Regions from separate parts of the Homo sapiens genome. Here all the other regions are linked to region 5. Evidence: chromatin loops called from intact Hi-C (ENCODE). Cell type or tissue: heart right ventricle. All regions are shown on one strand. Region 1 overlaps EEFSEC (eukaryotic elongation factor, selenocysteine-tRNA specific). Region 2 overlaps EEFSEC (eukaryotic elongation factor, selenocysteine-tRNA specific). Region 3 overlaps RUVBL1 (RuvB like AAA ATPase 1). Region 4 has its middle 8.7 kb from the start of LINC01565. Region 5 overlaps GATA2-AS1 (GATA2 antisense RNA 1). Region 6 overlaps RUVBL1 (RuvB like AAA ATPase 1). Region 7 has its middle 37 kb from the start of DNAJB8-AS1.

What was found. Peaks named below come from ENCODE experiments on the same cell type or tissue, not always from the same donor. Only the 100,000 strongest peaks of a DNase experiment are listed, where the experiment ranks them.
Region 1: a loop joins it to region 5, with 2.2 times the contacts of the local background. A loop is called at or near these places in 21 of 110 quality-filtered maps.
Region 2: it touches region 5 in a loop (7-fold over the local background); 69 of 110 quality-filtered maps call a loop at or near these places.
Region 3: it touches region 5 in a loop (3-fold over the local background); 81 of 110 quality-filtered maps call a loop at or near these places.
Region 4: a loop joins it to region 5, with 2.6 times the contacts of the local background. A loop is called at or near these places in 32 of 110 quality-filtered maps.
Region 6: it touches region 5 in a loop (6-fold over the local background); 62 of 110 quality-filtered maps call a loop at or near these places.
Region 7: it touches region 5 in a loop (7-fold over the local background); 94 of 110 quality-filtered maps call a loop at or near these places.

What each region holds. Positions count from the first base shown.
Region 1 is chr3:128,309,716-128,313,715 of GRCh38, forward strand. All of the region lies in intron 4 of EEFSEC (eukaryotic elongation factor, selenocysteine-tRNA specific), which reads left to right. Among named protein-coding and RNA genes, the nearest start is that of DNAJB8-AS1, 150 kb to the right of the region's middle. In heart right ventricle, no CTCF peak of the experiment used is centred here; DNase peaks (open chromatin) are centred at 1,806 and 3,886; H3K27ac peaks cover 2,263 bases.
Region 2 is chr3:128,169,490-128,173,489 of GRCh38, forward strand. All of the region lies in intron 1 of EEFSEC (eukaryotic elongation factor, selenocysteine-tRNA specific), which reads left to right. Among named protein-coding and RNA genes, the nearest start is that of EEFSEC, 18 kb to the left of the region's middle. In heart right ventricle, CTCF peaks have their summits at 1,620 (motif pointing right) and 1,823; DNase peaks (open chromatin) are centred at 1,602 and 3,872.
Region 3 is chr3:128,082,897-128,086,896 of GRCh38, forward strand. The region is part of intron 9 of RUVBL1 (RuvB like AAA ATPase 1); the gene reads right to left. Among named protein-coding and RNA genes, the nearest start is that of RUVBL1-AS1, 9.1 kb to the left of the region's middle. In heart right ventricle, no CTCF peak of the experiment used is centred here; a DNase peak (open chromatin) is centred at 1,982; H3K27ac peaks cover 2,352 bases.
Region 4 is chr3:128,582,737-128,586,736 of GRCh38, forward strand. No RefSeq gene overlaps it. Among named protein-coding and RNA genes, the nearest start is that of LINC01565, 8.7 kb to the left of the region's middle. In heart right ventricle, CTCF peaks have their summits at 1,870 (motif pointing left) and 2,078; a DNase peak (open chromatin) is centred at 1,825.
Region 5 is chr3:128,496,043-128,500,042 of GRCh38, forward strand. All of the region lies in intron 2 of GATA2-AS1 (GATA2 antisense RNA 1), which reads left to right. Among named protein-coding and RNA genes, the nearest start is that of GATA2, 4.8 kb to the left of the region's middle. In heart right ventricle, a CTCF peak has its summit at 1,975 (motif pointing left); DNase peaks (open chromatin) are centred at 1,209 and 1,739; H3K4me3 peaks cover 1,269 bases; H3K27ac peaks cover 475 bases; H3K27me3 peaks cover 3,579 bases.
Region 6 is chr3:128,093,384-128,097,383 of GRCh38, forward strand. RUVBL1 (RuvB like AAA ATPase 1) reads right to left here. Exons shown (of 11, transcript NM_003707.3): 8 at 3,917-4,000. Among named protein-coding and RNA genes, the nearest start is that of RUVBL1-AS1, 20 kb to the left of the region's middle. In heart right ventricle, a CTCF peak has its summit at 1,939 (motif pointing right); a DNase peak (open chromatin) is centred at 1,938; H3K27ac peaks cover 575 bases.
Region 7 is chr3:128,424,150-128,428,149 of GRCh38, forward strand. It overlaps a transcript of EEFSEC not described here. Among named protein-coding and RNA genes, the nearest start is that of DNAJB8-AS1, 37 kb to the right of the region's middle. RefSeq lists enhancers at 2,061-2,260, 3,339-3,897, a cis regulatory region at 2,133-2,813 and silencers at 2,261-2,570, 2,601-2,650. In heart right ventricle, a CTCF peak has its summit at 2,337 (motif pointing right); a DNase peak (open chromatin) is centred at 2,344; H3K4me3 peaks cover 737 bases; H3K27me3 peaks cover 354 bases.

The sequences.
Region 1 (4,000 bases), 190 kb before region 5:
TGCCCAGCCAGAGAAACCCCTACTCCTTCAGGTGTGGAGCTTCTGGAAACTCTTCTCTACTCAAGAAGGGCAGAGGTGCTTTGCAGGAAGGGCCTGGACACACCGATTCTTGGCGCCCACTCTGGGGCCTCAGAGTTCCCCACTCTCCTGACCTAGCCTGGCTTGGCCTGCTGAGGTGCTGGATGCCACACTCTGTGATCTTATTCAAATGTCAGCTTTTCCTAGCATTAACATCCATTGACCCATTTAAAATAGACACACTTGGAGAAGGAAATCAAAAAGCAAAACAAAGGAGCAGTTGCTTTTCCAATCACATACACCTTGTGCAGCTTAATGAAGTCATAACAGAACCAAAGGCAGGTGCGGTATCTGTGCTTTTCAGGGAGAAAAGCAGGTGTCACCATTATCATCTGGATGCCCTTTGGCCACAGCATTTTTAGACCATCTGAGGCACTGCCAAGAATATTCCTGTGGCTTAGTGATGAGCCTTTTGGCAAGGTTAGGAAATTAGAACTCACCTTAGTTGTGTATTTAATTAAGGGTAGGGAGAAAGTCACAGGATTTCCTTTTTCTCTCCTTTCCCTCTGGAAGCAAGGGGCCACATACAACCATCTCCGCATCTTTCAGCTTTGACTGCTCCTGCCCCGTAATCTTGACTCCTGGAGGTTGTGGCTTTTACTCACTCTCTTAGTTTGGCTTCTTGAGAGTTTCTAAAATTGTACAAGGTCATAGCCAAGAGATTGCCTCTTAGCAACCTCGTGCCAGTGGCCTTGCGCCTATCCCCTGGTCTCCCACACTTACAGGAGGCCCACAGAGAGAGTCATGCTGCTGTTTTCTTTGTAGGCACACAACAGAACAGTGTTTTCCAACCTTTTCCTCATAATCACTGTACAGATAGACTGTATCATGACCCAATGCACATGCAGGTGGAGAAAGTGAAAGGCTTTACAAAATAGTATCCTTACCTCCTGACTTCCATTGCATTGCATTCTACTCCAATTTTTTATTTTCCTTTTCACTTGAAAACCACTGGTCTTAATGCACTGCATTGCCACCTCAGTTTGGAAACCTGCAGTAGTGCTCAGGCTCTGGAGGTCAGGCCCCTGTGCTCTGCTGCCCCACCCTGCCCACCTGGCAAGCAGGTCTGGAGGCCTCTGTCCCTCAGCTGGTCTCAGCAGTACTGGCTGCAGGTGACTATTACAGTGGCAGTGGCTGGGGAGGCCTTCTATTGATGCAACATTCTGTGTGGGGAAAGGCCCACTTGATAAAACTGTTTGGTTTTACTTAAAAGGAGTGTAGGTGAGGAAACAAACTACACAACAATGTGAATGAACTGGAAAAGTAAGAAAAGATAATGCAGGTGATATCCTTCTAAGAAAATTTTTAAAATTAAAATTCAGATTTAGACCAATGTGTTTTAGAAAAGGACTAACCATGAGATTCCCTCTAATTGCATGGTCTCCTCATTCATTGAAAATGTAGTTATTTTTACAGAAATCTGACCTTTCTGCAATTTTCAACTGTGGACCCATGTGAAGTGTAACTAATTCTCCTTTCACAGCATTCACCTTCCTCTTCGGTAATGCTGAGCCCCATTCTGGGTCTGCCATTTTACTACAGAGGAGAGAATTTGAAAGGTGGTCAGAAGAAGCATGGACATGTTAAATGTTTGGAAACCAGATTCCTGTAGGGAAGGAGGGAAGGATTTTAGCTCCACAGTTGTGTTCTGAGTGCCAGCTAATGGGGCTAGCCCTCTACGTCCCACTAAAAGCCTGCATGGTCCCGTGACCTTCAGGGCACAGCTCCAAACTTGAAGTGTGTGGCTGGCAGCCTGTCTTCCTCTGCAGCCATGCATGGGGAGCTTCAGGCCCACGGAGCTAGTTTGGTTCCCTGTCCAGCAGCTGCCTTGTCCTTTCAGGCTTCGGTAGCACTCTTTCTTTTGTGACCTGGGGCCAAGGACTTCACCTTTCTGTGCCTCCATCTCTTTTCAGAGTGTTTCTGAGCATACATTGATTATTCATGTGCTTGGAGTGGGCACTCAGGAGTGTTCCTTGTTGTTTTGCAAGGGACGCCCTTTCCAGCCCTGACCATTTGAAACACTCTTAGAAATATTTCAAAATCCAGCTCTTACGTCCCACCTCTTCCTGGGAGCTGCATCTGTCCTGAGGATGGAGTTGAGCTCTGCTCCTTATCATAGCCCAGTCACCCCTCTTCCCGCTTGACTCTGTGCTGCTTAAGAGAAGGCTCCCAACCTCTCTATGTTGGAATCCCCAGCACCTAGTACCGTGCCTGGCCCACAGTCAGTGCTCATCAATGCTGATTTGTCCCTGAATTCACATGAGGGATAAGAAAAGCTTCATCCCATTTCCACCTCTGATGGATTGGCTGTACCGTCAAGAGTTCCATGTTGAGAAGATTCTGAGACAGAACTTGAGAAAGGGAAAGACCCCACTATGTGGCAGATACAAAGCCAAGCATTTTACATGCCTTTTCTTCTGATTTAACCCTAGACAACCCTGTGAAGTAGGGACTGTTATCATCTCTCTCTGAGATGAGAGAACCAGAGCTCCTGAGTTACACAGAAGTGGGCAGTGCTGGGTCTCAGACAGGCAGGGTCCCCGCTGCTGCCCCAAGCACCTGGACCTAGGCCAGCTCTCTCTCCTGGAGTTTTGGTCCTGTCCAACTGCTGGCTACTTCCATGCGCAGAGGATGGAGTAGCGGGATCCCACCGCCTTTGTGTCACCAGACTGCGCTGGAATAGGGGAGCCTTTGTTTGGTGTGGGCACCCACCGGGGTTCAGAATACCAGTGTTTAGAAGAGGCTCCGCCTTCACCCTCCAAGGAAGGACAGAGGCGTCCATGGTTGTTGAAAAGCGGAATGTTCCCGCTAATGAGAAACAGTTGAGAGATGGGTGGGCCACCATCCTTGTGGCAGGCCCTGTGTCCTGACCTGCTTGTCAAGGTACAGATGACAGGCAGGGCTACAGCAGGTGTGGCTTCCTCTAGCTGGATTGGCAAAGGGACCTGGGCCAGGCTGTGGGGAGGAGGGAGAAGGCCCTCTGCAATTTTTCTTTTCTCTTCCCTTTTCTTTTCCTTAACCATTTAGCTGTATCTTTTAGTAAAAGAATACCCAGAAGACAGTTTTTCTGCATTACCATATATAGAAAATTCTAAACTTCTAGAAAGAGATAGTTCCCTGGGAAGATGGTCTGGTTTGAGGGTGAGCATTAACTTTGGACTCATACAGCCCTTGGTTAAAGTCTAGGGTTACCATTTCTTGGCGGTGTGAACTTGGTCAAGTCAAGTAGCCTCCGTAGGTCTCAGCCCCCTTGTCTGTAAGTTATTTCCATGCCATAGCATTGTGATGAGGATGACCATGGGAAGCACCTGGGATGTTGTAGAATCTGGGTAGAAACTGGTTTTTCCTATTCCTGCCAGCTCTTGGAAAAGGCTACATCCTGGCTCTCCCAGCCAGTTGATAGTGTGCCTCTCCCTGAAAGAGAAATTGATGTCTCCTGCCAACATCCAATTGGGGGAGTCCAGGAAAAGGGCAGTTGTCTGGGTAACCATTTGTGAAAGCCAAGGACAGGGCAAAATGGAGATGCAAGGAAGGGTTTATCCTCCTGGCAACAGGGTTGCACTCATGTTTCTGGTCGATGCAGCTTTGTGCTTCTTGCCTTTCCATGCCATGTGGGAGCCACGGGTGGCATGTTGCATTCAGTTAGTGACCAGGCTGCATCTTCAGAGCCCAGGCATCCCTGTCACCATCTAAGCTAGTTGGTCAGCCAGCCAGGTCTGGCAGGTAGGCCTCCCACTCCCAGAGTCTATGGATGCCACACCCAGGACTCAGGCATGAGGAGGTCCACTTTGGGAACCTGACTTCACCGCTGCCTGGTAACGGGGCTTTGGCAAGTCAGGCTCTTGGCATCTCCATTTTTAACAGGGCACTTGTAACCAGGACATCCTCATGAGCACAGCAGAGAACTGTTCCCGGGCTCTCA
Region 2 (4,000 bases), 330 kb before region 5:
GCCAGCCTTCTGGATATGCCTGGTCTCACTATGGCTATCCTATTGGCCTTTATCCATCCTTAGTCTTATTTCTGGTACTGTAACCCCTTATTTCCATGGTAGAGGGATGGGCTGATGTGGAATCAGCGTTGGCAGGCAATCCTGGCAGAAAGTGAATTAGACATTTTTCACAACTCTGTGATTGTGTTTGGTCATTAAACATTGGCCCACTGGCTGCTTATGACTTGAATGCCACATGGAGGTTAAGGACACATTCCTGAACCACTAACTCAAGAATTAGACATCAGAGATACTAAGTATCTAACATCATAGAATTGTAAATAAAATTCCCCTGACACCTAGACCTCGTCTCACTCCTGGTCAGTGCTCCTTTCCCTGCATAGCCTCACAGAGCACAGGCCCTTCATGCTTCCCTCCATCCCCTTTCCTGCGGGGCTGCCTCTTGGGCTGAAGGCAATGCATGGCGGTGGGGCAGGCGGCATATTTTGCCTTTTCTTTTTCCTCCAGAAACAAGTTTGGCATGGGACTTGGTCAGTCTTGATCTGTGCCTGGAAGTGTGAAGGCGTGGGTGCAGATGTTGGGATAATTTTTGTACCTCAGAACCAGAACTGGACACTCACTGTAGGGAAGACCAGCTCCTCACCCCCCGCCCCGCCTCCCCCGCCTGGCCCGAGGTTCCTGTTGAGCAGGCATGGCCTAGCCTCAGACTTGCATGCATATTTTTCTGCTGTTGATTTTCTCAAATTCTTTCACAAGGGAACAGTAGTTTACATCCTTTAAAGCTTTCTTGAGGCTGGGCACGGTGGCTCACGCCTGTAATCCCAGCACTTTGGGAGGCGGAGGTGGGTGGATCACCTGAAGCAGGAGTTCGAGACCAGCCTAGCCAACATGACGAAACCCCGTCTCTACTAAAACTACAAAAATTAGCCATGCGTGTGTAATCCCAGCTACTTGAGAGGCTGAGGCATGAGACTGCACTCCAGCCTGGGTGGCAGAGTGAGACCACGTCTAAAAAAAAAAAAAGCTTTCTTGGGATACCAGTTTGGTCTTCTGGTGACAGAACCTTGCCCATAGGTTAGAGGAAATAATACTTTCAGCAACACCCCCAGCTTGGGGGATCTCAGAAAGAAGGGCATGTTGCCAACTTTTGAGGATTTGTCTGAGAAACAGCAACCTGGCATCCCCCTAACTCCCTGCTTTTTTTCCCTCTAGAATCAAATAGAATCTCTTTTCCTGGCAAAGATTTCCTAGATAAAAAGAGGTACTACTTAGTCATTTTTGTAGGTTCGTTAATAGTTTCTAAAAGTTTTTAAAAGTACATAATAAGAAAACTTGTTATGGCAACCAATAAAGTTTCTTTTCGAGGAATGAATATTTTCTAGGAAAGATAAGAGTCAGTTATGTTTGGTCTGATTTCTTCAGCTGAATCTTTCCCTCTTCCTCTTATCTTGAAATCTATCTCATAAGGCAATCTGGGGACACTTTAGCAAGCACTCTGGTAACAGATGTGTGTCCTCCTCTTCCTGACACATCTCCCAGCCCTGGAGACCCAGCTGTACAATCGCAAACTGTCCACAGGGCGGTGGGGTGGAAATCATCTCCATGCCGACTCCGAACTATTTGGTGCACAAGAGGGCAGTATTTGCTTACAGTCTTGGATCGGGATGATCAATGTGTAGTTTCACAGGTCAGCATAGTTAAAATGACCTCTGACTTTTTCAAGACAAAATAAACTGTAGGCCACAGCCATGATGGCTTCCCATAGATGCCTTTAAGTGTCTGATCCCTTCAGAAAAATTGCTGCTTGCTATCTTTTTTCCTTAAAAAGAAAAATATTGTTTCTTTCAAGGTTTATTTTTAATTTTTTTTTAATCAATGAAAATATGGTTTGCAGGCTTGTACCTACAATGGCAGAGGTTAAAAAGTGTTGCAAAAGCAAAACAACTGCTTTCTAATTAAAAACCAGATGGGAAGATTTTTGTTTGAAGCAAGGGGTCAAATGTATTTTCTCCCCCTTTCATATCAGTGTAAAGATTATCTGACTTAACTTTTAAAGCATTTGAAGATGTGGGCTTCAGTCATCAACCCTTCTATACTCAGTTTTGTTTTTCTGCAAGTTCACAGTATTAACCAAAGCAAGGACTTTCCAGGAGAAAAAAAGGAGATCTCCCTGCCTTCCAGAGGCACAATGTTCTATCTGAACCATAGGCCATGTCTGCTTTTGTATAATGATTTGCCTTTTTAAGTTCTTCCATGGTGTTTTTCTATAGAGACTTTTAAGCCAGAAAGACATAGCTGGCCCTCCAAATCTGTGGATTCAACCAATTGAAGATTGAAAATATTAAAAAAAAAAAAAATGAAAACAACAAAAATAACAATTCAACAACAAAAAAATGATATGTTTAAAAACACAATAAAGTATAGCAACTATTTACATAGCATTTTTATTTTATTAGTTACAAGTGATCTAGAGATGATTTAAATATATGGGAGGATATGCATAAGTTATATGAAAATACTCTGTCATTTTATATCAGGGCCTTAAGCATCCTCAGATTTTGGTCCTTCAGGGGTCCTCAAATCAATCCCCCACAGATAACAAAGGACAGTGGCATTGGTTTACAACTCCTGTCCCACCAGATTCCAGCCTATGCAAGAATTGGGATCTCATATCTTTCTGCTCTCTCTTCCTCAAACCTGGAACTTCTGATTTGAGGTGCCTCCATAACTTTAGCACCCAAGAGAGTTTAACTGAAAACAGCAGTGGTAGCAAGGCCCAGCACATTAAGGACATAGTGATGGTCAGGCCGAAGGAACCCATGCATAGGGGTGGCCTGGGTCTAGCGGAAATGCCACCTGGCCTCTCTGAGCCTGTCTGTGCACCTCAAATGCAGATGATTATCTCACAGGGTGGTTGCATCAAAGATGTCCATAAATAAAGCTTCAGGCACATAGTAGGGAGCAGTTATTGTTTTGTTTGTTTATTTTTTGTAGAGCCAAGCGCTTGCTGTGTTGCGCAGGTTGGTCTCAAACTCCTGGGCTCAAGTGATCCTCCTGCTTTGACTGCCCAAAGTGCTGGGATTACAGGTGTGAACCACTGTGACTGGCTGGGAGCAGTTACTGTGCCAATGATCTCTCTGACCCCTGACGAATTATAAGCATATGGAGGTGGTGGGGCACTGTTGGACATGAGGATGGAGACACAGACACTGATTCTTGATTGCAGACAAACCAGTTCTTTCTGGATTATTCATTTATTTGATTCATTGAGCATGTCCATTGCTTGGTCCCTTGGAGCATCTGCAGCAAAGTGAAATGCAATCTAGATGGGAGGTGCCATGCTGCCGCCTCGATCCTCTGATAGCAATCGAGGAGAAAAGCTGGGTTCCGAGGCTTAGCCCTGTATGAAATCAGATGTCTTCTTTTACTCTTTTGTAATCGCAACATAAATCTTCCAAAGGGAGTATGTCTATAAGATAGATGCCACATAAGCTGTGGAATGTATTAGTATGTGTGACATCCCTGTGGTCTTTTAATTGATCAGTGGCATTTAATGCAAAATTTGAATCTGACCACACAAAGTAGGGAGAACCCTGGGTGGCCTTCATGTTTGCTTCCCCGTGAAGCTCCTGTCCTGGCTTTTATTAGAAGGGTCTGGGTAGGAAAAGAAGGGTTTTGAGCTGAAGGCTTTCAAAAGAGGCCCATGCCATGTTTTTCCGGGAACATAGTTTCTAAAAAAATGCTGGAACCATCAGTTTCCAAAGGAGCCTGGTTTGTGAGGGGAATGAAAAGTTGTTCCTGCGTGTGGATTCTGGGTTGTTTTCCATCTTCACTCCCTAAGGCAGGGCTGGCAAGCGGGGAATGGGACAGATGTTTTGTGGTAGTAATTTCCAGTCAGATTCTTGAATGCCTTGTATACTCTGGGTCACCGTCAGCTCATAATGGAGCAAAATTGAGTGAGAATTCCTGCAATGAACGACGTGAATGGCGCACCGGAGAG
Region 3 (4,000 bases), 410 kb before region 5:
CCCAGGCAGAGAACTGGGGCCTCTTCTAACCTACCCGGGGCTCCTGCAAGGGCTCTAACCTTCCTCTCCAGCATGGGCACTACTGCCTACAAGCACTCAGGCAAGAAGGGACATTTTTTATTTGCTTGATAAATATGATGGTTAAATAAATCAAAACAGTTACTTTTAAAGATTTACCAGGCCTCATAACATCACCGGGAGATATCTAATCTATCAAGAAGAGGCTGACGCTTGTTGCAGTTTGAAGATCTTGGTAGAGTTGGAGGGGAGGCAGGCTGGCGGCGGGGATGCTGTAACACGGTGGACCAGGATCCTGCAGGCGTACCAGCACTGAGTGATAAGGGGCAGCCAGGATAATGATGTTGTGTGTTGTGGAGCTGAGATAACTGCAGGACTTCGAGCCGCATATAATACAGGAATTTTTCACTTTGGCAGCTTCGTAAACAAGATATCAAGAAGCCCTTGTTGAAATTAAAGCCATAAAAGCACACCCAGTGTAGAGGCACAGGAGCTGGGAAAGACTGAGTCCCAGCTTCAGCCTTCCAGGAGGGAGGAGAGCCAGAGGTTTACTGAGGTGGCCACATCAAGCCTCGCCTGTCAGCTCTCCAGGCTGGGACCCTGCGGGCAGGAGCTGCAGGGGGAGCCCAGTCTCTGATGATCGCGGTTGGGCTTGGGGGACAGCACATTGGCTGCCCACAGATGGGAAAGGCCTTGGAAAGCCCCAGCAGGACAGAGCGGCTGCGATGAGCCAGGTGAGGGTGAAATGCTTGGCCAGCAAACACCCTGGGGAGGCAGCCCCTCCACCCGCGGCCACCACTGCTGCAAGGTGTTGTCTGCAGTCTTCCCTTTTCTCAAGACAGGCTCAGAACTCAGATCCTTGTACGAAACGTCCTGATTTTGGCAGGACACAATGGCTCACGCCTGTAATCCCAGCACTTTGGGAGGCGGAGGCAGGTGGATCACCTGAGGTCTGGAGTTTAAGACCAGCCTGACCAACATGGCGAAACCCCATCTCTACTAAAAAGACAAAAATTAGGTGGGTGTGGTGGCACATGCCTGTAATCCCAGCTACTCAGGAGGCTGAGGCAGGAGAATTGCTTGAACCCGGGAGGCGGAGGTTGCAGTGAGCTGAGATTGGGCCGTTGCACTCCAGCCTGGGCAACAAGAGAGAAACTCCATCTCAAAAAAAGAAAGAAAGAAAGAAATGTCCTGATGTCTAGATGTCAGCAACTTGTTCAAACATTTCACAAACACTGCATAGGCCACATGAAACGTATCTGCTGGGCTCATGGGTGAACTGCCAGGGTGTGAGCTCCACTGAAACAATCTTAGCTTATGCAGGAGGGGCTTCACTGTCTGAAATCCAAAGCTAAATGCAGCTGGGCAAAAAGGGGCCCTCTGAAGTTACTGGATGGTACAAGGACAACCAAGAAAAGGAGCTGGGAGGGACTCACAACAGAACTCCCCCCTGAACACAGCTTCAAGGTAAAAACGGCTTCTCACTCACAGCTGGGACTGAGGAAACCACCAGGTCTTGCCAAGAAAAATGTCCCCAGATGACCTTCTGAAACTCCAGGGAGATGTAAATATTGAATCCTGGAGCCTGGTCATAGGAGACAGCTTAAGCTAAGTGCCTCGCCTTCAGTGAGATGCACTGAATCTGTGGCTCAGCTTCCAGAATGTCAGGGACACTCTGCTCTCTCTCTCTCACTAGAGAGAGCAGCAGGTCAGAGCAATCGTGAAAGCGTCTGTCTCAGGCTGCTCGAAAATGGACAGTTCATAAATGAGATCTTTAATCATTTAATAACCTGCAGGGATAGTTTATGAGGGTGTCGGCTTGGATTGCAGAGTACACAAGTTACATTGAGTTTGTTTAAAAACCTAGCCCCAGGCTCCAGTAAAAATGCTGAGGTTATCGCCTGGGCCAGCGGGAACAAAGCCACGAGTCCTGAGAGAAAGCCTGAGGAGAGGCCCTCCTGACAGAGCCAAGACAGCCCCAGCCCAGAGTTGGCCTGGCAAGTCACTGTCCTAGAAGCACAGTACAGAACATTCCAGACTGTTTGGGCCAGGAGCTCTGGGTTCGAATGGCGGCAGCAAGGGTGAACTAGCTCTGAGTGGCAGTCCTGGCTCTGCTGCTTACTCTCCACATAGCCACAGGACCCTCGTTCTTGGAGCCTCCAACACTGGCTATTGCGAAGCTGTTGTATGTTGTACGTAGAGGACCCTAGAGGGTACCTATGAAGCACACAAAGCTATGAATACAGTAATAACAACAGCAATGGGAAGGATGGGAGGGCCCGTTATTGCCAATACCTCACAAATCCTAATGACAATCTTGCAAAGGAGGGAGGAGATGTTCCATTTAACAGAGAAGGTGAAGGCTCGGTGAGATGCACCAAATTGCTCAAGTCATTCAGTAGGCAAATGGTGTCTCTGGCCCTGAACACATCTGTGCTGGGCTGCCTTTTTTGGCAGGACACATGGGGTTTTGGACCCAACAGTAAGGTGCTATGTCCCGCAGTAAGAATGGGCCAGTTTTCCAAGAATTGCCTGGGACTGTTTCTGCTTCTGCCTCCGTTCAGTGAATGCCTTGGCTTCAACCTGGCAGTCACCCTTGCAAGTCACCTGGCAAGACACCCTTACGTGGCGATGAGGCCCCCGGCCATTGACACCATCTCCTAGGTAACATATACAATTGCTACTATGAACCATAACTGCTTCAGTAATTTGCCAATGCTGGTTACAAAGGGAGATCTGTGACTCTCCTGATGCATCCCCACAGCACTCCTGCATGCGGTAAGAGATGCTGGCAGGCCCAGGCTGGGCCTCCAGCCACAGGAGAGCAGCAGAAGTGCCAGGAAAGGCCCAGGAGAGGCCCTGACTGCTCCAAAGGAAAGGTCCTGCTCACAAACTGCCAGAGGAAAGCCACCTCATGAATCCTAATGACAATGAGATGAGAGATTTCTAGCAGGAGGGAAGCTGGGTGGCACGGTGATTAAGAACACGGGTTTCCGGATCAGAAAGCCTGGATTACAGCCAGTCCCATTACCTGCTAGCCACTGACTAATGTTATGAACTTGGGCGAATTAGTTACCCTAGGTCGCAGTGTCCTCATCTGTCTTTTTTTGAGACAGGGTCTCACTCTGCTGGAGTGCAGTGGCACCATCACAGCTCACTGCAGCCTCGACCTCCTGGGCTAAAGCGATCCTCTCACCTCAGCCTCCCAAGTAGCTGGGACTACAGGCACACACCACCACACCTGGCTAACTTTTTGATGTTTTGGTGAGTAGGGGTGTCACTATGTGGCCCAGGCTGGTCTCAAACTCCTGAGCTCAAGTGACCCTCCAGCCTCAGCCTCCCAAAGTACTGGGATTACAGGTGTGAGTCACCATGCCTGGGCAATGTCCTCATCTTTTAAAATGGCAATGACAGTAGTTCTCCCTGCCTCATGGGTTACTGGGGATCAAATGGAATCAAACTGGCCAGGCATGTCCTGCTCAACACGATGCTCAACAAAGATGCCATGCTCTGGTGAAAAGACAAGGTCCAGGCAAAGCGCATCGAGACGTCACTGCAGCCCCAGTCTGCTCAGCATCTCCAACCATGGCTGCATGCCAGAGCCCATCAGAAGAGAACATTTGGGGCAAAGGTGGGCAGGGCAGAGGAAAGAGCACAGCACATGCTGCCTCGGAGACACCAATTCAGGGTATGTACCACTGAAGATGGCCTGGGCTCTACAGGGCACTGCCTGGCTTTGCATCCTGCACTTACAGCTCCATGACTCAAATGTAAAAAATAAAATAGATGGTGATCACATGGAATACCTGGAAATACCATGAAGGTGACTAGAAATTCCTAGTCCAATGGTATTCCTATGCTTGGCACATAGTTGTGCTCTAGCTCCAAACCAAGCAAGAGGCAATTCCTACAGGGACAACTGGGACTGTGGCCCTTTGGATAAAGCCCACGCTCATACATCCCTGTCGTCTCCCAACTCAGC
Region 4 (4,000 bases), 87 kb after region 5:
GTGTCATCAATTTGATGTTGATCAAATCTTGGGAAATTTCTGATGTGGTTTCTGGTGACACAGAGTGGCGGCAACATAGCCTGTGTGCAGGAGGCTTCTCACCTCCCCTAGGAAGAGTTGAGATATTCACAGCAACCCACAAGCAGCCTCCTCCACCAGCATGAATGGTGGCAAGGAGCATGGAGGCACCGAGCCTTGAAGAAAGAGGCTGGGAGTGAGGACCGTCTTAGAAAAAGGGGCTGACCTTCTTTGCCCGAGTTGTAGAGCTGTGGGGAACTCTGGGAACATCCAGATGCCTTCCGGGAAAGGGAGATCTCCCCATCTCTGCATCCCACCCACACTCCCCACCTTAGCCACTCCCCGCCAAACCTCCAGCCCCAGCTGCAGTGCATGGTGGTGTTATTTCCCAACAAGGCAACAGCCTCCTCACTTGGTTTTCCTGACTCCAGTCTCTCCCCAACCCATCCCCGCTTCAGATGGCAGCAATTTTTCTAAAGCACAAATCTGATGCTGCTTAAAATTCACAAATAAGGCAAAGTCCACAGACGCTGAGACAGGATGCAAGGTCCTTCTTGGCCCACCCACCAACTGTTCTTGCCTCCTCTGCCTGGAAACGCCCACCTTGAAGGTTGCAGTGGCCTCAGCATCCCTGTGGCTCTTCCGCCTGGGCCATTGTGGAGCCAAAGTCACGCCAAAAAAGAGCAGCCTGAAAGAGGCCCCTGCAGAGTGGGTGCTTTTTGAATGTCATCCGTTATTCAAGTTCTCCACCCTGGTTTCATCCTCCCCCAATCCGAGACCCTTTACCCCAACGTTGTCCCTGTCATTTTATTACTAGTCTCCATCCACCAGAAATGTGCCTTGGCACCTGCCTTCCATCGCCTTCGGGCACCTCATCTCATGCTGGACAGAGACCTTCCTGATCACCTACCCTAGCTGCACCTTGCCATCACTTGGGGAAACTAGAAAGTGGTTCTGATCTCCTCCATCTGGGGAGGGGCATTTGGAAACTCTCTGAGATTCCAGGGTGGAGACAGGGTGGAAACCCCTGGTGGGAGAACAGGGTGTGCTTGGGGCGTCACTAGCTGGTGGGATTCTTCAGGCCGCAGCATGCAGTTCGCAGTCTACACTTGCAGAAAAAAAACATCTGCCTGGATGGTTTCCTATTTATAGAGGACAGGGATATTCACATGGATGGATAGAGTGCATGAGACCCCTTGCTACATCCTTTTTCCCTGCACTTCCTCCCTTCCACCCTTCCAGCCCTGTGGGATCATGGTGGGGAAGGGGTCAGCCTCGGAAGATGCCCTTGGAGAAAGGCCTGGGAGATGCCGTGTGTGACCCGAAAGAGGTCAGGGGACATTTTACCTAAGACTTGCTTCATTGTTAAGTTTTTTTCTTAAAGGTGTTGATCTACGCAGTGTAAACACTTGCAAGCTCCCATCATTGGTCACAAGGCTGTTTGTCTTGTAGTCATTGTTTATGGTTCTAGAAGGCTCTCTCCCCGTGGAGGGGAAGGGCCCTGGGACAGAGATCACAGGAGTTCTTAGGGGGCACTCGCTAGTAGCCTCCTTCCCTCTGCTGATGGGGCCTTCCTCCCAGGGGATCTTTGGGCCTTAATGCCGTGCCTTTGAGGCCTGGCCCAGAGCCCCTCAAAGAGCCAGGCGAGGAGAGCTGACCCAAGTGGAGTCAGGCTGAATTTTCCTTCTCAAGAGAAGCACATCCCAGCCACTGTCCTTTCAAAGGCCATCAGGCCGGCCGAAGACGAGGATGTAGCAGACTGGCTCACAGCAGTACCCACTGGGGCGGAGCTCCAGCCTGCAGCTGTGCCAGGGCCGGGCATCTCTTCCCTGAGTGGTGGCTGCCCCCATGAGGGCAAAGACTGCACTGGCTCTTCCTGTGCAGGCGAGAGCGGGCTGGGAGCAGGGACACCACGTGGAGGCAGCCCTGGTGGCAACGGGGCTCAGGGGAAGTTTCTGGGCACAAGGAAGCCTGGGGATGGGGGACTTAGGAGGGAAGCCCCAGCCAGGCTGCTGTGCAAGGGGGAGGCCCGTGGGGACCCTCTCCAGGAGTACAAGGAGGGTCAAGGGAGGGGCCGAGTCAGCTCTGTGGAAAGTTTCTTGTTTTTGTTGCTTGCTATTCGTTTTTCTCTTTTTGTTTTACCTTTATTATAAAAAACATCAAACTTTTATGAAAGTAAACAGAATAATATACTGACCCCATATACCCCTGGGTTCAACAATTATGGACATGAGCCAGGGTCACTTCGTCTATTACTGCTGCACATTTGCCGCCCCCGTATCATTCTACAGCAAACTGTATATATCATAACATTTCATTTGTAAGTCTTTTGGATGTTTATCTAAAAGAAAACAGAAACTTTTTAAACATAACCATAATACCATTATGACACCTTAGAAAATTAGTGCCATCTCCTTGACAGTCTCAGAAATCTAGTGTAATGGGTTAAGTTGTGTCCCCACCCCCCAACAGAAAGCTATGCTGCAGTCCCACTCCCCGGACCTCAGAATGTGACCTTATTTGGAGAAAGGGTCCATACAGAGGTAACCAAGCTTAAATGAGGTCATTAGGGTGGGCCCTGATGCAACATGATTAGTGTCCTTATCAAAAAGGGAAATTTAGACAGAAACAGACACGCACAGAGGGAAGACTAGCAAAGTGACACAGGGAGAACGCCACATGAGAAACGATGCTGCCACACGCTAGGGAAAGTCTGTGGCCACCAGAAGCTGGGGGAGGCAAGGAGGGACCTTCCCAAGCGCCTTTCCAGGAAGCGTGGCCCTGCCAACAGCTGATATCTAACTTCTAGCCCCAGAATGGGGAGAAAATAAGTTTTTGTTATTCTAAGAAACCACTCAGTTTATGGTACTTTGCCCTAGCTAACTAACCTGGTCAGTATTCAAATTTCCAATTATCTCACAAGTGTCACTTTTTTTGGAATCATGATTCAATGAAGGACCCCTGCTGCAACTGGTTGATGTGTCTTAAGACTGTTTTAATCTCCTTCCTTCCTTTCTTTCATTCTTTTTTTTTTTTTTTTTTTTGAGACAAAGTCTCACTCTGTCACCCAGGCTGGAGTGCAATGATGTGATCTCGGCTCACTGCAACCTCCACCTCCCAGGTTCAAGTGATTCTCATGCCTCAGCCTCCCCAGTAGCTGAGATAACAGGCACAGTTTTGCCATGTTGCCCAGGCCTGTCTCGGCCTCACAAGTGATGGGATTACAGGCATGAGCCACTGTGCCCAGTCTCCTTCCTTTCTTTCAATGTATTTGTTGAAGAAAACCATGTTGTTCATCCCCTAGAGTTTATCCTGATGTGCTTTTGCCGTTTGCACCATGATGGCATCATCTAACACCTCACGACTCAGGGTGAGTAGTCTGTGGGCCAGCAGCACGGCCTCCCCGGGGAGCGTGCTAGCAATGCAGAATGTCTCAAGCCCCACCCAGACCTGCTGTACCAGACTTTTCACCCGGCAAGCCCGCCAGGGACTCATGAACACTCGGAAGCCTGAGAGTCACCGGGCCGCACATTCTTTCTCCTTTGCATTTCCTGAATCGGTAGTTGGATCTATAGATGCTTGATTGGATTCAGATCTGATTTTTTTTTGGCAAGATCCTCTCTAGGTGGCAATCATTCTTTCATCAGGAGGCATATCATGGCTGCCTGTGCCTCTTTTATAATATTAGCAGCAATCGGCTGGGCACCATGGCTCACGCCTACAATCCCAGCACTTTGGGAGGCCGAGGCAGGGGATCACCTGAGGTCAGGAGTTCAAGAGCAGCCTGGCCAGCATGGCGAAACCCCAGGTCTACTAAAAATTCAAACAATTAGCCGGGTATGGTTGTGCATGCCTGTAATCTCAGCTACTCAGGAGGCCGAGGCAGTGAGAATCACTTGAATCTGGGAGGCAGAGGTTGCAGTGAGCCGAGATTGCGCCACTGTACTCCAGCCTGGGCAACAGAGCGAGACTCCATCTCAAA
Region 5 (4,000 bases):
TTAAAAAAACAATGAGGAAGAGGCACTGGTGGGGACAGGCCTGGAGCTTGGGGACACTTGGAGACAGACAGAAATAAACAACTAAAAAGTGGCAGAAAGGGTCAGAAAGATGGGAATAAAAGCAAAGAAGGTGATAACCACAGAGACATGGACAGAGACAGGAGAGAGATAAGAGAGGACAGAGAGATAAGACAAAAATAGAGAGATTCAAAGAGAGGCGCAAAGAGCCAATGCGAGAAGAGGGACGTGAGAAGGGCCCCAGAGAGAAGAGTGGGGACGCAAAGGAAAGATGGGCAGGATGGGATGGACAGACTGAGATGGAAAGGCCGACAGGGCTTAGCCGCCAAGCTCGAAGGAAGCGCGGGAGGCCGGGCGCCGGGCGAGGATGGGCTGGGCATGAGCTGCGGGCCGCGGGCAGGGCGGGACACCAAGGCGCGGGCGGTGGTGGCGGGCAGGGGGCTCCGCGCGGGGCTGCGCCGCTGTCCGGGGTAATTTTTCATCTCGGCCGGCTAATCTTTGTTCCCGGCGAAGATAATGAATAGCCAGTCGTTATCTGCCCGGCTCCCGGAGGCTGCCCGAGAATGGGGTTGTACAGGGCTGGGAATTGTTTCCAAAGTGCCGCGGAATAAATGGTGTTCCTTATCTCTGCCTTCCAGATTATCGGAGCCCTTTCAGAGAGCGCACAACAAATGCGCCCGCCATCGAATGCATCATTTACCACCGCAGATCCGAGCGCTGATGGGCAGGCAGATAGCCCTCTGCTGGGGGCACGCGGGCTCCCCGTGCCCGTACCACTCGCCTGCCTGCCGGGGCCACTGAGTGTGCGCCCCGGTGTGCCCGGCGTGTTTGGATGGACACGTGGGTGTGCCAGTGCATGGGCTAACGCCGATGCAACTGTGCGGGTGTGTCAAACAAGTGTACCACAAAAAAGTGCAGGTGTGCGAGCCCATCCATGCACACGCATGGCAGGCGTCTGTGCTGTGTCCGGAGGCGGCCGATGAGGCGGGTGGAGGGTTCACACAGGAGGCGGTGCTGCACTAAGCTTGTGGGCAGGCATGCGGCCCAGGGTGGCTGGACACGTGGTGGAGGAATGGGAATGCAAGCCCGCGTGTCCGAGTGCAGCGGATGAGCATCCTGCGAGTGCCTCACTGTGTCTGCCCTGGAGGTGGCTGTTTAGGGGAGCACGCCGGAGGCCACTAGGGTGGATGTGCTGTGTGCATGCAAGTGCCCACCCTACGTTGTGTTTCGGGGCACACAAGCTACCTGTGCCTACCGGGATGAGCATGCAAGTGTCACCGCTCCCGCCGGGCGTGCTTGGGGTGTGCTTGGGTCTGCGTGAGGCTGTGTGTGTCCTGCCGTATCTCTGCCCAGGTGTGCCCTGGTGAGCTGAGAGAGGGGCACGGGGAAGGGCAGTCGTCGGGGCCTGTCCGTGTGCCAGCGTGGGTGGACTCCGGGCTGGGGAAGCGACAGGGAATGGTGTGTGCCGGTGTGACAGACGCCAGAGCGGCGGGGTGGAACGTGCTGTGTCACGGGAGACTTTCTTGACCAAAACGGAATGTGCGAGTGTGGAAGGAAGAGGGGCCGTCCGCGGAGTTTGGGGACACCCGGGCGTCCGAGCCCCAGAGCCTCTGCAGCTGGGACAAGGAAGCCCGAGCCCGCCGCCTGAGGTCCCCGCGCCGTTAGTGACACGCGCCGCCGACAAAGGCTGTATTTTTCCAGGCTCGCGCCCCGCCCGCGCGCGCGCGATGGTCCCCATGGCGACGCAGATAGCGCCGCAGCCATTTTCCCTATCTCCCCAGAGTCTATTATACGGCGGGATTAGCTCATCTCCAGGCAGGTCAAACCCAAAGTCACACAACCTGCGACGCGGGCCCCGCCCCCACTCCCCGGCCGCCCCTCCCCTGCCCCGGCCCCGGCCCCGGCCCCAGCCCGGCGACCCCCGGCTGCTGCCCAAGCGCAGGCGCAGAGCGCCACCTGGCGGCGGCGGGGTCTCGGGTGGGGTCCGCGGAGCCGGTGCCCGTGCAGAAGAGGTGGGGTGAGGGTCTCTACCTCCAGAAGGCGGGCTCTCTGGGAGCAGGGGCTTTGCTTTGTCACTGCTGTTCCCCAGGGCCAGACTAACACACAGTAGGTGCTCCATAAGTGTTTCTTGAAAGGATGTTTGGAGGGATGGATGGATGGATGGATGGATGGGCAGGAAATTATAGACGGGGGCAAACTGCCAAAGGCTACAGTTTAGTTGGCAGCAAAAAAATCGTTTCTGAGAACGCATCCCACTGAATTTAGAATAAAAGCCAAACTCTTAGAACCTATGTAGTGGCCCTTACTGACCTCTCAGACCTGATTTCCTTCTTCCTCACTGCAGCCACAATGACTCTCTTCTTGTTCCAGAGTGTTCCCACCCCAGGGCCTTTGAGTCTACTGTCCCCTCCACCCCGAATGCATTCTGACTCCACTCAAGTGTCACTCTCCAAGAGCCAAGTTGCTCCCCTGTCCCCTGCTCTTCTCTGTCTATGCATTCTTTTATAGTGCTTAACACAGTCTGAAATAGTCTCGCCCCTGTGTGTGTGTTGTCTGACTCCCCCTCTAGAATACCAGGATCCTTGGAGGTGAGGGAGTTCCTGTTTTGCTTGTGGCTACAGCTCAGCCACTGGAATCATATCTGACAATTGGTTGGCATCAGTCGCAACTCTGGGAATGAGGGAATGAGGACTAGAGGGGGCTGGACGGGCCCAGCCACCTGCCTTCATCATTGTCATTTCTCTTTATCACTACGGTAACTCCTCCTTCCCCTCATGACTTTGGAAGTCATTCAGCAGCCACTCCAGCCCCACCAACCTGCCCCTATCCCAGAGGGGCCTGGGATGGAGGGAGAGAACCACTGAGGCCCCTCCACATCCCTGCACCCGCTGTGCCCATGGGGGCGGAGAACACATCTGACCCGGCTCTGAGGGAGCCGTGGCCTCTCTAGGGAGGGCTGGCCTGCTGGTGAGACTTCACTCATAATACAAGATAATTATACCAGAGTTGTCATGAGGCGGTGGTGATTAATTGCTGTGCGTGGGGCACGGACGGACAGCGAGGTATAGAGAGTGGAGAGAAGGCCGCAGCCCAGCTGGGCTTCCAGGTGGGAGCTCAGCCTCCCCATCTCTGCCGTGGAAGGGACTCAGAGGTGTCAGGCCAAGCATGCAGGCAGGCTTGTGACAAACTCCTTGGCCAGGAGCTCTGAGAATTAGCTTCACTTCCCTCAGAAATGCCCCAATTCCCTCCTGGAAGAGGAGCTGTGTGACAGCTCAGGCCAGGGGGTCGGGACTCCCCCCATCTCCTCCGCACACACATACCCCTGCACACATACCCAGCCACGTACAGCTGGGTGGCTGTACGCAAGTCATTTTTCCACTCTGAGCCTCAGGGTCTTCCTCTGTCCACCTCCCCCCAGGATTACTGGCAGAATTAGGTGTGAGCTTGCATTTAAAAAGAGGTTTGTTTTGTAAACCCAGGCTTTGCAAATTGGCAGCCCAAGTCTCGGGGGCCTGTGCAGTGACTGATCATTACCAACATTTCGAAGTGAGAGATGTCACATAAAGAGCGTCATTTCGAGCTTCTCTTGAAAAGTTGTAAGGTGAGCTACCCTGGGACTGTATTCCTGAATGGCAATGTGATGGCAGAGTCCTGCAGTATTACCACCTGTGGACTTGTGCACCAGGGTTCCCACCCACCCACTTCAGGCCCTTGGTTCAGGGATGTGCCCGTCATGGAAATACCAGGTGCTGTGGCTCTGCTGGTTTTGGCTTTCCTTCTCTGTAACCTTCCAATATCTTTCTCCTTCCAGGTACTGTAAACCACTTAGTAATTAATTAGTTAATAAATTCATCTCATCAGCACTTTTAAATAATGTGCTAGGCCACACTGTCATGGACCCCAGATATACAGCAGCAAACAAAGCAGCCATGGTACCTTCCCTCAGGGAGCAGTCAGTCCAGTGGAGGAGTCAGATATGACT
Region 6 (4,000 bases), 400 kb before region 5:
GATGAAAATGTTCTAAAATTGACCGTGGTGATGGTTGCACAACTCTGTGAATACACTAGAAATCACAAAAAAAAACTGTATTTTATATGAATTATGTCTCCATAAAGTTGGTTTTTTTTTTTGTTGGAACACTATCTGCCACAGGGTTACACTGAGCAGAGTCCATACTGTTTCTTAAGTCTTGATGTTTTGGTGCAACAAAGTGACTTTCAGTGAGAAACTCCTACAAGAACTCCTAATCCCAGGGAGCTATACCTCAATATGAAGAGAAAATCTCCCAGTTTTCAAGCTGGGATCAGTGCTGGGCTCTCATCTAACAGTTCAGGATCCTGAGCCTGGAAGGAAAGGGACTTCTTATGGTGGCAAGTTAGGGAGGAGCCAGGCAAGAAGGCAACAGAGCTTTGCCTCCCTGTCATCCATGGATGGACCCTTCCCAGAAGGAGCCTGGAGCATCAAGAGGACCAGGGACAGGTGCTTCTTCTAGAACGGCTCCCACATCAGCTGTCCACAGGGAGAGGTGACCTAAAGGACTTGGGGGCTGCTTGTCAAGGTCAGGAGGGGCTATGAAGAGGCTTCATGCCTTGCTGGGTTCTCAGAGATCCCTGAGGCCAAGCCATGTCCACAGAGCAGACCAGGCAGGGGCATGAAATCAGCTTCCAAGAGGGCAATACTCTAGGGCTGGCCTGGGTGATAACTTTGCACTCACTTTTTCTACTCTTCACATAATTCTGCAAAAAAGGTGCTGATATTCCCATTTCCTGATGAGGATGGTAAGATTCAGAGAGGTCAAGGAACTCGCCTGGGTCATGAGCTTCCACGTGACTCCAATGCCTGTAATTTTTCCATGTGGGAACCAGGCTTGTGCTGAAATGCATGCTCCATAAAACACAATGGCCATCAGAGAGTGGGCTCACTTCTGAGGCTCAATCCACAAGGGTCATTTACACAGGGAGGGGTGAGCGGCAAGAAGCCGAGAGGGAGCGTACACTACCTGGGAAAGAACACTCCTAGGAGGCTGCATTTTCACGGCAATCTGTTGTCAGCATCCAACAGTTCCCCACTGCCACCTCCAGGCAGCACCCCGTCAAAGCTCCATCCCCGCTCACAGCCCAGGGTCCACTGGGAAGCGGTGTGGGAGAGCAGTGAGAGCATGGAGTTTGGACCCAGACGTTCCTCTGGGCTCAGGTTCCAGTGGCAACACTTTCTAGCCTATGGCCTGGGCAGGTAACCTCCCATTTGAGTCTGGAGATAACCTCAACTGCTCACAGGGTTGTCAGGGTGTCCTGGGAGGACATGAGATGGCCCATGTAGAGTGCTCTGTATAGTTTCTGACACACAGGAAGCCCTCAGTTAGTCACCTCCCTTCCCCCTCTCTTTCCTTCGGAGCTCTAGAGATCAGATGTGGTTCTGGGGGGTAAGGAAGCCCTGTAGTTCCCCTCTAGGGGTGGAGTCTGTGGGAAGCATATCAGATGGCTATTATTGTTGGCTATTACTTTTTTCATTACCATGTTGACATTATTATCACCACTACAACAAATTTCCTACTAGAACATAGTGCCAAAATTCTCTTCCAAAGCAAACAACCGAATCTGCGTTACCTGAGCCGACCTGCCTAAAAATCCATGTTCTGAGTGTCTTCCTTCCACTTGAGTAACTACAGTCTAGCAAGGAGTCTCCACAACCTCTAGCAGCCCTTGATCAAATCAGCCCAGATGGGGCTGGGGCCAAATCTCCCGGGTCTCAGGCTGACCAGAGCTTTGTCTCCACTGAGCAGGTTCTGAGATCAAGGCCACCTTTCTGTGCACCTTAGTCCTGAGTGGGATGGGACTGAGAGACCTTACTTCTGAGACGAGAGATGCCAGGCTCTGCAGGTATGGGCTGGGCTGGGTTCCCTACTGTGGAGGGAGGGAAGCCTATTAGCAGAGCTCCCCAGCAGGGGGCACCATCTGTCCAAGGCTGAGCCCTTTCACCAACTGCACTGTCAGGCTTCAGCCTGGCCTAGCCAAGGCTAAGCAAGTCCAGACAGCCACAGGCATGCCAGGCATACCAGCCATAAGGCCCACATGCATCTGTCTCCAGAAGCTGCCCAAGTAGCCATGCTGGATCTGGCACACACTTTCTCTCCAAGACTTAGGAAGCACTTATGACAGTGGTCTTGTCTAGAGAGCATCACGGACGGGGATTCAGAGTAGCTACAAGATGCTGCCACATGGACTTGAATCACGCATTCGATTCCTAATTGCAAGTGAAAGAAACCGCCTGAGGGGGAAGGGCTGTTGCTATACTGCAGTGCTCACAGCACTACAGAACCCCCATTGTGGGGCTTACCCAGAGCCAGCAACACCAGAGTTTGCATGTTTTGTTTTTTTTTAATTATTTTTAGAGATGAGGTCTCACTGTTGTCCAGGTGGGAGTGCGATAGCTATTCACAGGTGCAATCATTGCACACTACAACCTTAAACTCCTAGCCTCAAGCAATCTTCCCGCCTCAGCCTCCCAGAGAGTACACTACAGGTGCATACCACTGTGCCCAGCTTGGACAGTCTTAATAATAAAGCTTCTCTATTAAAAGCAAACTAAAATCTTAGATAGGGCCCACCATCATTCAGAGCTGAGTTAGGCAAATCAGCAGTTTTTATTTCAAACTCAGTTTGGCTCCAGCTGTGTCCTGAGATACTCATGGGCCACAGGGTGTCTTTCTAACTCCCACTGCCTCCACTGCCCTGAGCATGCAGCCTCAGGGACTTTGTCCCCACACTACTCTATTGCAGGCTTGAAAACAGGCCCCTCATCACCCACCTTTGTGCCCCCAGCACTGCAGAGACCAGGCACTAATGTTTAAACAAGATCACAGAAAACCAAAAGAGCAATAAAACTACCAGGTACTGGGAATACTGACACTGGGCTTGAGAGATGGGAAGATGGGGTGTTCTCCAGGACCACGAGCGTGGAGAGTGCTTAGGAGAAAAAGCAACCGCAGGAAAGTTCCTGGCCCAGCTTTGGGCCAATCTTGGCAGGATGAGCACCGTATGAACACTTGTCTTCCAGGGGTCAACATCTGCCCTTCCCAAAGGCAGGCCAAAGGGATGGGAAAGAGTGGAGCGGGAGGATGGAAAGACACCAGTGTGGTTCAGAGGTCTGGGATAGAAAGAAAATGCTGGGGCCGGGCGTGGTGGTTCATGCCTGTAATCCCAGCACTTTGGGAGGCTGAGGCGGGCAGATCACGAGGTCAGGAGATCAAGACCATCTTGGCTAACACGGTGAAACCCTGTCTCTACTAAAAATACAAAAAAATTAGCCAGGCGTGGTGGTGGGCAACTGTAGTCCCAGCTACTCGGGAGGCTGAGGCAGGAGAATGGTGTGAACCCGGGAGGTGGAGCTTGCAGTGAGCCGAGATCGCGCCACTGCACTCCAGCCTGGGCGACACAGTGAGACTCTGTCCCCAAAAAAAAAAAGAAAGAAAATGCTGGTTTTGTTATCAGAAGGAGCTGGGTTCTTATCCTGTCTTTACGATGAGGGACAAGTTATGATTCCAGTTTCCTTATTTGAAAAATGACGCCAATAATGCCTACCTCTCAGAGCGCAGATGAAGACTGAAGACGTTCATGTGTATAATGTCATCAAAGGCTAGCCCTGTCTGATCTCACCTTTGTACACTCCAATTGAACGACCAAATTGTAGTATCACACCCAAAAGATCACGTGGGAGACCCTCCTCATGAGTGACAGGACAGCTGCTGCCTTTGGTGACTAGGGAAATGAGGCCAGAGGCAAGCCACTTGGCACATTTTCCCTCAAAAACAACATGACCTCCCCTCATCCCTGTCCCACCTCATGGGGTTTGGAGAGATCCTGAGGAACAAATGAGCCCAGATGGAAGTTAAAAAAGCCTTGTGGCTGGCAGGCAGCCATCCTACCTGATGACACAGTTGCCTCGGTTGGATGCAAAGATGACGATGGGAGCGATAGAAGACTCCAGGGCGCGGTGCAGGTAGGTGAAG
Region 7 (4,000 bases), 72 kb before region 5:
GCTGCAGGAAGCACCCACCAGCCTCCTGGCTTCTGCTGCTGGCTGCTCCCTACACCAGCAGGCTGGGTGCCTCCCCAAGCCTCAGTCTGCTCTTCTCCTCAATGGGCAGAAAGTAACCTGCTTCCCAGGGCTGCAGAAGAGGCCAGTGGGGTTCTATGGTGGAATTCACTTTATTGTTGTTTTTAATTATTGTATTACTTATCTGGTTTGGGGGTGTTTTGGGTTTTTGTTTTGTTTTGTTTTGCTTTGTTTTAGGCAGTCTCACTCTGTCACCTAGGTTGGAGTGCAGTGGTGTGATCATGGCTCACTGCAGCCTCGAACTCCTAGGCTCTCATGATCCTCCTGCCTCAGCCTCCTGAGTAGCTAAGACTACACAGGCATGCACCATCATACTGCCTATTTTTTTTTCTTTATTGGTAGAGACATGGTCTCACTATGTTCCCCAGGCTGCTTGTGAACTCCTGTCCTCAAGTGATCTTCCTGCCTTGGCCTCTCAAAGTGCTGGGATTACAGGAATGAGTCACGGCACCCAGCCATTTATCATTTTTATTAAGGAAATAGTTCAAACATACGAAAAGTGCGCGGAGTATAATACAGTGAACCCCATGTGTCCATACCCACCACAACAAACTACTGACGCACGCAACAAAGTGAATGGAAGTAACAACCTCCGGGACCGTGTCTCCCGCCCCACCCCAATCTCCTCCCCCACTCCTCTCATCTTCTGTGGGCCAGTTCTAAAGCTCGTTCAGTCTAAGGTGGAGACTGCGGCGGAAGTGGTCTTTCTCAGGGAGGCAGTGGCGGGGTGGTCAGGGCCTCTCACCAAGCAGGTAGGACTGGTCAACTCCATGATTCTGAGAGTCTGCGACTCTGTGACTGGTTTTTAAAATTGTTGTTTGTCACATACAGTAAAAATCACCCCTTTAAACATGTAGCTCTGTGCGTTTTGAAAAACACATTCAGTTGTGTAACCCCTACCTGAGTCAAAAGAGAGAACAGGTGCACCCCCATGCTTCATGCCCCTGTGAAAGCACCCCTCGCACACCCGGCCCCAGCATTCACTCATCTCTTTTCCATCACTGTTGTTTTACACTTTCTAGAATGTCACATGAGTGGGATCACACTGTGTGTGGACTTTCCAGCAAGGCTTCCTGGCCTTGGGATTCATGCTTGTGGCTGCACGTCCCAGCAGCTCCTTGGGTCACTGAGCAGGGCCCCGAGGTGTGGCTGTGGACGAGCGGATGGATTCACCTGCGGAAGGACACTCGGGCTGCTTCCAGTTTGGGGTGACTGTGACTAAAGCTGCTCCGAACACTCTTGTGGGGTTTTGTGTGAGCATCGGTGCTTCTCTCCCATAAGTAAACACCTCACCGTGGAAGGTCTGTGTTGTGTGGCGTGTGTTTTACTGCCACGCGGTTTCCCACCCCAGCTGCTGTCTGCATTCCCGCCTGACTGGGCATTTTACCTTTCACTCAACACATTCCCATCGGGCACCCACCCAGGCCAGGCGCGGTGCTCCCAGTGACGGAAATGGCCAGGATGAACGAGCTCTGCCCTCCTGGGCCCTCCTGGGCCCTCCTGTCCTGTGGGCAGCAGGCAAGAAACCAGGCAGCCTGGGGACACGCGGGACCATCTGGCTGTTGGCAAGGGCTCCAAGGGCATGAATTAGGGCAATGCTAACAGGGTGACTGGGGCGGGCCTTGCTGAGGTGAGTTTGAACCGAGATTAAGGCAGAGGGGCCATCCCATCCAAGATCCGGGGGAAGGGTTTCCAGGCGGGGGCCCAGCAGGTGCCAAGGCCCCGAGGTAGGTGAATCGTGTTATTATGCTGTGACTCAGCGACTTTTTGGATGAATGCTGAGTTCCAGGGACCTGCTAGAAACCTTACAGTCATCCCCTGTTCAATCCTCACAGCAGTCCTACGCAGGAGGGGCTACTGTCGCCCCCAGCTTACAGCAGAGCCACTCAGGTTCAGAGAGGTTGTCACCTGTCTCGCTGCACAGGCCACGCGGGGCAGAGCCAGCACTTGAACCCGGCGGGACTCATGGAAGTGCGCTGAACACCTGGATTCCCACCTCAGCTCGAATCCCTGCCTGCAGTCCTGCTGTGTGGCCCTGGGCAGGTCACAGGTCCTCTCTGAGCTTCCGCTTTCCCGTCTGTAAAACCGGGCTGGCGCTGCTGGCCTCGCAGCCCGCCGTAAGCATCCTGTGGGATGAGGTGTGAAAATGTCCTGGAACGGTGGGGCCCTTGCACGGTGGGGTGGGCACGCACCCATTCCGCCCCGAAGGGCCGTAGCCAGCCAGGCCCCCTCCTCGGCCCGCCGCGGGACTGCGCTGCCGCCAGGCGCCGACAGAGGGCAGGAGCGGCCCGCGCCCAGCGGCCGAGAGCGCACGGCAGGGCTGGCAGGGGCGGCCCCGGCGAGGCGCAGCGCGGGCGGGAGCCCGAATGTGGTCTCAGGACTGCGGCAAACACCTGTCGGACTGTCTGGGACGCACGACCTAGGGACACGGACCCAGTGCACGGTGTGGGGGAGGAGGTTAGCGAGGGATCCTGGGCCCACCCGTCTCCGGGCTACCCCACCCCTACCCCGCCAGTCCCCGCCATCCAGCGAGGTGCCCCGGGAGTCTCTCCGGGAGAGCGCTGGCCCCGGGTCTGCGAAGAGCCGGCCTGGGGGGCAGGGCCTTAGGCTCAAAGGCCGCCACGTCCCCACGTGGCTCTGAGCACCGGTGATGTGGCCGTCCAAGATGAGATATACCCAGGGCCCAGTACACCCCAGCTTCCAAAGGCCTTCTGTGACAAAGAGAGACTAAACAATCACACTTATCACCTTTTGTATTGAGCTGAAATAGTAATATTTTGGATCTACTGGGTTAAATAAAATATGAAAATTAATTTCATTTTTTCTTTTTAAAATTGTGGCTAAGATATAAAATTAGGTAGATGGCTCTCACCTGCCGCTTGTGTTCTGTCTCTACAGGACAGGCCTAAGTTGGATGTCTGTGTTATCCCATGTAATCCCGTCCAACTCTCCCAGTGAGGCGTTTACTGTTATTACCTATCCCATTCTACAAACGGGGAAGCTGAGGCGCTGAGCAGTGATGTGACTTGCTCAGGGTGGGTTATGGGCACACACCCAGCAGTGCCCACCCCATGCCCATGTGTACCACACACAAATATTCATAACACATGCAGGGGCCCAGACTGTCAGTGCCAGAGTCCACGGGTAAGATGGAGAGACCCTGAACACAAACACGCTGCCAGCCTCCCAGCTCATACACAAGCGTCACCTGTGCACACCCAGTCTTGTGACAGCGTCAGGAGCACACACATCCACACTGCTGTTCCCAGACCCCCTGCTCACGCCCATGCACACACACCTACAGGTGTGCTGGTCTTCGAGGCAGGCAGTGTGGCCAGCCTCCCTCATGGCCCACAGTGCCATCCAGAAGACTGTATGGGGCCCTGCTGCTGACTGGCTGGTGGGCTCGAGACCCGCCAGACAGTCAGGCCCCTACTCACCTAGGGCTTGGAAAGGGGGCCCTGGCTGAGACTCCATCTGTGTCTGGGGGAGCCAGACCCGAGGGGAGTGAGTGGGCCTACGCGGAGCTCCTGCCCTCCCTGCGCCTGCCTGCCACCCTTCTGTTGAGGGCCCTTCCTCCTGGCTGCAGCCATTTGCATAAAGCTCCCAAGCCCAAGGATCACATTACATGGAGGCCTGATGATAATCTTTGTTGAAATAATATTTAACACATGCTGCACTTTTAATTAACTATCTGAATAATCTCAAATTAATACCAGAGCTTTAAAAATAAGTTTTCATTTTCGCGTTTGGTAACATAATAGCGGCCCGGCTGGCCCGTTTCCCCCTTCTTTGATTTAATTAAAAGCCCTTTTGTGTGTCTCTTGTCACTTCAGAAATGGACAAAAGCCCCCATGTGGGCCAGCCAGGGCTCCTGCTCGGGGTCCAGGTCTGAGGCCAGGGCCAGGGTCAGGGGTACTTA